Regions from separate parts of the Homo sapiens genome. Here region 2 is linked to region 1. The links are chromatin loops, found by intact Hi-C in ENCODE. Cell type or tissue: sigmoid colon. All regions are shown on one strand. Links, peaks and the distances in the headings refer to the core of each region. The heading gives the core; the rest is flanking DNA. Region 1 overlaps MTCL1 (microtubule crosslinking factor 1). Region 2 has its middle 110 kb from the start of NDUFV2.

Region 1 (2,925 bases), core at 270-2,769:
CTCACTTCTAATACCAGCACGTTGAGAATTAGGGCTTCCACATAGGAATTTGGGGAGACACAAACATTTAGTCCATAACAGATGTGTAAAGAGAGTTTAGCATTGTGCCTGGCATGAGTGGGTGCCCAACACATATGGTAGTTGTTAATATCATTATCATCACTGTGCTCTTAACAAGGCCAAGGAGAAAGGGTTTCCTTTGCATTATTGCTAAGGAGGGTTTTCCACTGGATCTGAGAAGTGGATTTGTTTTTTTGGGTCCTGTTGTGTAATTCCAGTGCAAGGTGAAGCAAGCAGCTCCATGGTGTGAAAGGAAGCAGGCTCCCCGGAACTATTAAAGGGATAGGTGAAAACATAAATAAATAAATAATACCTCTTATGGCATAATATTTAGAATAAAAACAAATAAAATAAAGGGATGAGTGAACAGGAGGAAGGGGGAGGAGGCATCTTCCAGCCAGGACATAGTGCCCGTGGCTGAACGAGAGGCTAATTAATTCGCATCCTTCACATCTTCTGGCACTTAAATGACAACTTTAATATGGGTAAAATAATCTTTTTTTAAAAATTATTTTATATGATAGAGATGGGGTCTCGCAATGTTGCTCAGGCTACTCTTGAACTCCTGGCCTCAAATGATCCCCCTACCTCAGCCTCCCAAAGTGCTGGGATTACAGGCGTGAGCTCCCATGACCGATTTAATATGAGTAAAGGAATCTTAATAACTTCCTTCTAAAAGGGAGAAGAAGACCTCTGCACCTTCATTTCCTTAATCTGGTTTTATACCTGTGTGTCTTATAAACTACCCCCCAAAAACCTACAAACTTTCTAAATAATAAGAATCTGTAAGAATTCTGAAAATTATCAGTCTGCATCTACATCCTCGTTCCCATACTGACTTATAATTTACAGCATCCTAATTTTTATTTGTCTCCTTTTATTACCAATCTAAATTTTTTAAAAATTTAGACTTTCAAAGTCTGTCTCTGACACACTTTAGCAATTGAGAGCTTATTAATTTTTCTGAAATTGTGTGGAAGAAATTGGCCAACTTAAAATAGGAAGCATTAAGAATTGACATGAAAGTCCAAATAATTGCCTAACTTCATATTTTATTTAATCATTTTCAGTACTCAGCAAGGCATCAGCTTTAGATGGATTCAATTTGGATTCACAAACTTAATTTTTTTTTCTTTTCAGTAGGAATATGCAATTGATTTGCTGGCAATTGATCAGGCTAAAAGGAGGGAGTAGAATTAGTCACCAGGCAAAGCCCCCACTGGGGGGGTTCCTGTTATTTAATAGTCTGCATTTACCTGTTCCCTTCATTGTTCCTTGGAAGAGACTCTCCACTGGCTCTCTGAGGCATCCAGAGGAATAAACTGGGCATGACTAATGTACACGCAAATTGTCCTGCACCCGTGGACACTTCACCCAGAGTCCGGTGGCATCTAGCACGCTACACTGGACGAGACCCTGGCAGGTGGCCATTGAGGAGCCTGCGTGGCTCTGTGCTTGGAGGCACAGTGATTGTTCCTCATGACTGCTTGGCACTTGGCCAGGGGACCATATGCCTGGAGTTGTGTAATGCAGTGGGATACCTGGCCAGTTTCCCCAACCCTCAGGGGGCTTCCTGGTCTTTTTAACCAACCACATATGCATAGGCTATATTCGAAGGACCAAGCTGATGAAAACAATATCAGCTTGTGGGAAGAGACCCAAGAAATCGGTGAATAACTTCCATTGAATTGTCATTGCAATCCCACATAGGAGATCTGTGATAGTCTCTTTTCTCTGACGTCTTTAAAATACAAGTTTTATTTTCCTGACCTTTTTTTTTCCATTTTAAAGGAAATAGTACTTACTGTAGATCATTTATGAAAAGCCACAAAGAAAGAAAATGAAAATCACTAATAATTCTGTCACCTGAACATGATGACCATTAACATTTGGGGGTGTACTGCTCCAGGCCACTTTCCTTATATGTATATATGTTATATATTATTATGTTATATATATGTGTTATATATTAGTATTTAATATGTATGTTAACATAAACATACATGTTATGTATATAACATAAAAAGTATGTTATATCTTAAATATAAATATATTTTAAGCATTTTGAGATCACTAAATATATGCTGTCTGTAACCTGTATTTTCTTTATAGTGTATTATGAGCATTTCCTATATCCTTAAATAGTCTTCAAAAGCATGACTGTGTCTAGAAATATAGTATACAACATGAGGACTATAATGAGTCCTATTGTATTGTGTACTAGTGATTTGTTAAGAGCATAGCTTTTAGGGATGCTAACCCTAAATAAAATAATAAAAATAATAAGAAAGAAAGGTAACTGTATGAGATGATGGTTATGTTGATTTGCCTAACTGTAGCAATCATTTCACTATGTGTATTCTGAGATGAGCATATCAAAACATCATGTTGTGTATCTTAAATATATACAATAAAATAAAAGGAAAAAATTGTAATACCTCCATAGTACTCACTCACGATGATAGAAGGTGCGGTGAAGAGTATTCTCATTTATAAATCTTGGTGCATGTCTCTTGTCCTTAGGGTATGTTCTCAGAGGTGGAATTACACCTCTCAACCTATGCCTTTGTAAGGCCAAGTTGCACCACCATCCCCCTGCACCCCCTGCCATGCTGCGGGTTTCTCATGCCCCTTCATGTGCACAGAAGTGCCCGTCTCCCTGGGTTCATGCTAACACTGAGTGCCCTACTTTTTTGAGTCTATAAATGTCTAAGTGAAAAAAAATCTTGTTTTAATTGTCAGTAATTGTGTTTATTGGCCGTTTGTTTATTTTATTAAGATGTGTTTTCTGTTGCTTGCAAGATACTACTCTTTTGTCTGTCACGTGTTAGAAAAATCTTTTTTCCAGTTTGTCATTTGCCTTTT
Region 2 (2,925 bases), core at 230-2,729, 220 kb after region 1:
ACACTGGACCTTCCCTCAAGCAAAGCGTCCTGAGCCCACCTTGGGGAGAAATAACCCTCTCTGGACAAGTCCAAGTTTATTCTTACACATCACAGCTCTGTTCTAACAGCAAACTTCACAATCTTAAAATGAACCCTTTCTGAGGTCTTCTGGAGCACCTGCATTTCCTGAGTACTTTACTACATGTCAAATTCACTGCGGCTCAATCCAGACCCAGATTCCCCTAGGAGTGCCCCCTCGGTGCACGTCAACCAACTCTGAGCCTGTGCCATCAATTACCCAGAAACCAGCTGACAAAAATGACTAATAACGGCATGCACACAAGGGAACAGTTCTCCTGACTCGATTCTATTTCCTCTCTCTCTGCCCCCACTCTGTCTTTGCCCAGGCATCACACCATTGCTCACAAAGCTTCGCCACCTGGACAGTTTCCCACTCAGCTTGTGATAATCCTTCTCTTGCCTGGCCTGGGCCTCACCCAGATTAAGCACTCAAGAAAAATCTTGGATTGAACTCTTCTTGCTTGGTAATAAGCACATTTTAGACTACCTTTATCTTTTCCCCCAAAGTTTCAAGTGCTCGGGGTGCTTAACTGATGTTTGATGTGTGCAGAGCTGTGTGCATTTAGTCCCTCAGTTTCTCCCCAGGTGAGCCTGCAGAGAGAGTGTCTCTACTCATTGGCTCAGACACTTCCCTCTTTTCTCTACCCAGGTAGCAACATGCTGAGCTTTTCCTACTCTAGAGAGCACAGTGCAAGAAACTCCAGTCTGTCAGGCACCTACTAAATGTCATATCCGTATACGTGCAATGATCTATCACCTTTTATAGTTGTAGAATCTGAGGCTCAGAGAGATCAGATAGCTTGTCTGAGGTCATACTGCTGTTGGTATTGCAGCTAGGAGTTGAACTCAAGACTGTGTTTTGGCAAAGCTGTCCTCTTTCCATACTTACTGTTAAACGTTTTGTTGTGTTTTCTTAAACCAAGTATAGTCCCAACAACTTTGAACAGCGTTTGGTAGGTAAAAGCTTTAAGGGGATCTTTTAGGGTGTTAATGAGACTTCTTAACAGATATGCATTTCTCAAACGTGACAACGTAACATTCATATTAAATGTAAAGCTTGGTATTTCTATAGAATTTTTCATACATTTCTGCATCTTAGTGCATGTATTTGCCTGAGATATATTAGTCTTTCAGGAAATATTTGAAGACAGAAAGGCAGGATGAGAGGAGAGGAAGGCGGTGGGGATATGTGGGGTGCTGGTGGGCTGTGTGTGGGGTGGGGGATGCCTGCTACCAGGAGCCTGAGAGCTGCAGGGCCGACTCAGGATTGGTACATCGTCGCTGCTTTAGCGTGCTTCTATCGCCACCTAGCCACCTTGGGGAGAAATGCCCTCTCCGAGCAAGTCTGTCCAGACTTCCCCTGAATGTAGTTTGCCCACTTACAGGTGGGTACCTTTAGACCATGAGACTTGGATAGTCCTTCCCACAATGGAAGCCTGTGTGCCCTACCTTTTTTTTAATTAGTGGCTTTCTTTAGCAGTTGATTCCAAGGCCTATTACATTTAAAGAGAAGTTTTTGAAAATTGGTACCACTAAGGATTGGCACCGTTAAGCCTCCTCAGCACAAAAGAAGGGGATTGTTACTCCTTTGAGAGCCCTTTCCTGTGGGAGTCCCTGATACTGCCATGGACCCTCCCTGTGCACATGTCCATATCCAGATCAAATGTGGTCTCCATGAAACTTGCGAAGCAACAGCTTCCATTTAATCCACACTTGCCGTGTGCTGGGGGCTTTATGAGTGTTTTCTCATGTAATTCTCACAGCAATCTTCTGAGGTAGGTATGATTACCTCCACTACGTGGTTAAGGGCACCGAGGCACAGTGAGGTCCTGGAGCTGGTCCATGGCAAAGCTGGGATTTGAACCCAATTGGCCTCTTCCCCAGGCCTATGACCCTCCTTTCATCCAGCATCCCTTGATTTCCCCAGCCAAAGTGTCATCTCCCTCCTCTTTGTTTCTGTCTCCTAATGCCATTTTCGACTCCTTCCTTCAGATTATATTTTCTGTTTCTCTAAACCACAGACTGCAACTCTACGAGGGGCATCGTCCTCTGCTGTGTTGTGTGTGCACACACAGATTCTCGCTTGAGGTGGTTACTCAATTCACTCATCCAGGTTGTGAAATTGCAACTGCTTCAATTTTTTGTTCTATTTCAGTCGTTCTGAGTTGGTGTCTCCCAAGGTATATCTAAGGATCCCCAGTGTCAGAGAATAGCCCAGGGAATTGTAGTTATTTGCATTCAAATCTGCTCTTATAGGAGGAGGACTGTCAACTAATGGTGCTGTATATAACAAAGGCAGAAATGGGATTGACCACTGAGAGAGGAAGAGGGGAAGAGAGAGCTGCAGCCAGACTGGTGGCAGGACCACCTGGGAACAGTGTCTTGGTTCACATATTTTGGGGAAAGTGATCAGCAGGCAGGGAGCAAAGAGTTCTGTTGGCTCCATCCTGGAGCAGGCTGAGTAGAGGCATCAAGGAAAAAAATGTCCCTGGTTTGCTGACTCTTCCTCTTTTTTTTTTTTTTTTTTTTGAGACGTAGTCTGGCTCTGTCGTCCATGCTGGAGTACAGTGGTGCAATCTCAGCTCACTGCACCCTCCACCTCCTAGGTTCAAGTGATTCTCCTGCCTCAGCCTCCCAGGATTACAGGTGCTAGGAGGCTGAGGATTACAGGCGTCCACCACCCACGCCCAGTACTGTAAAAGTGCTGGGATTACAGTCCTCCACCACCATGCCCTGCTAATTTTTGTATTTTTTTTTTAGTACAGACAGAGTTTCACCATGTTTACCAGACTGGTCTCGAACTCCCGACCTCAGGTGATCCGCCCACCTTGGCTTCCCAAAGGGCTGGGATTACAGGCATGAG

What was found. Peaks named below come from ENCODE experiments on the same cell type or tissue, not always from the same donor. Only the 100,000 strongest peaks of a DNase experiment are listed, where the experiment ranks them.
Region 2: it touches region 1 in a loop (3-fold over the local background); 1 of 110 quality-filtered maps calls a loop at or near these places.

The regions. Positions count from the first base shown.
Region 1 is chr18:8,770,590-8,773,514 of GRCh38, forward strand. The region is part of intron 3 of MTCL1 (microtubule crosslinking factor 1); the gene reads left to right. Among named protein-coding and RNA genes, the nearest start is that of GACAT2, 64 kb to the left of the region's middle. RefSeq lists enhancers at 979-1,479, 1,480-1,980. In sigmoid colon, for the core only: no CTCF peak of the experiment used is centred there; a DNase peak (open chromatin) is centred at 1,522.
Region 2 is chr18:8,987,085-8,990,009 of GRCh38, forward strand. No RefSeq gene overlaps it. Among named protein-coding and RNA genes, the nearest start is that of NDUFV2, 110 kb to the right of the region's middle. RefSeq lists an enhancer at 2,052-2,161. In sigmoid colon, for the core only: a CTCF peak has its summit at 1,389; a DNase peak (open chromatin) is centred at 1,357.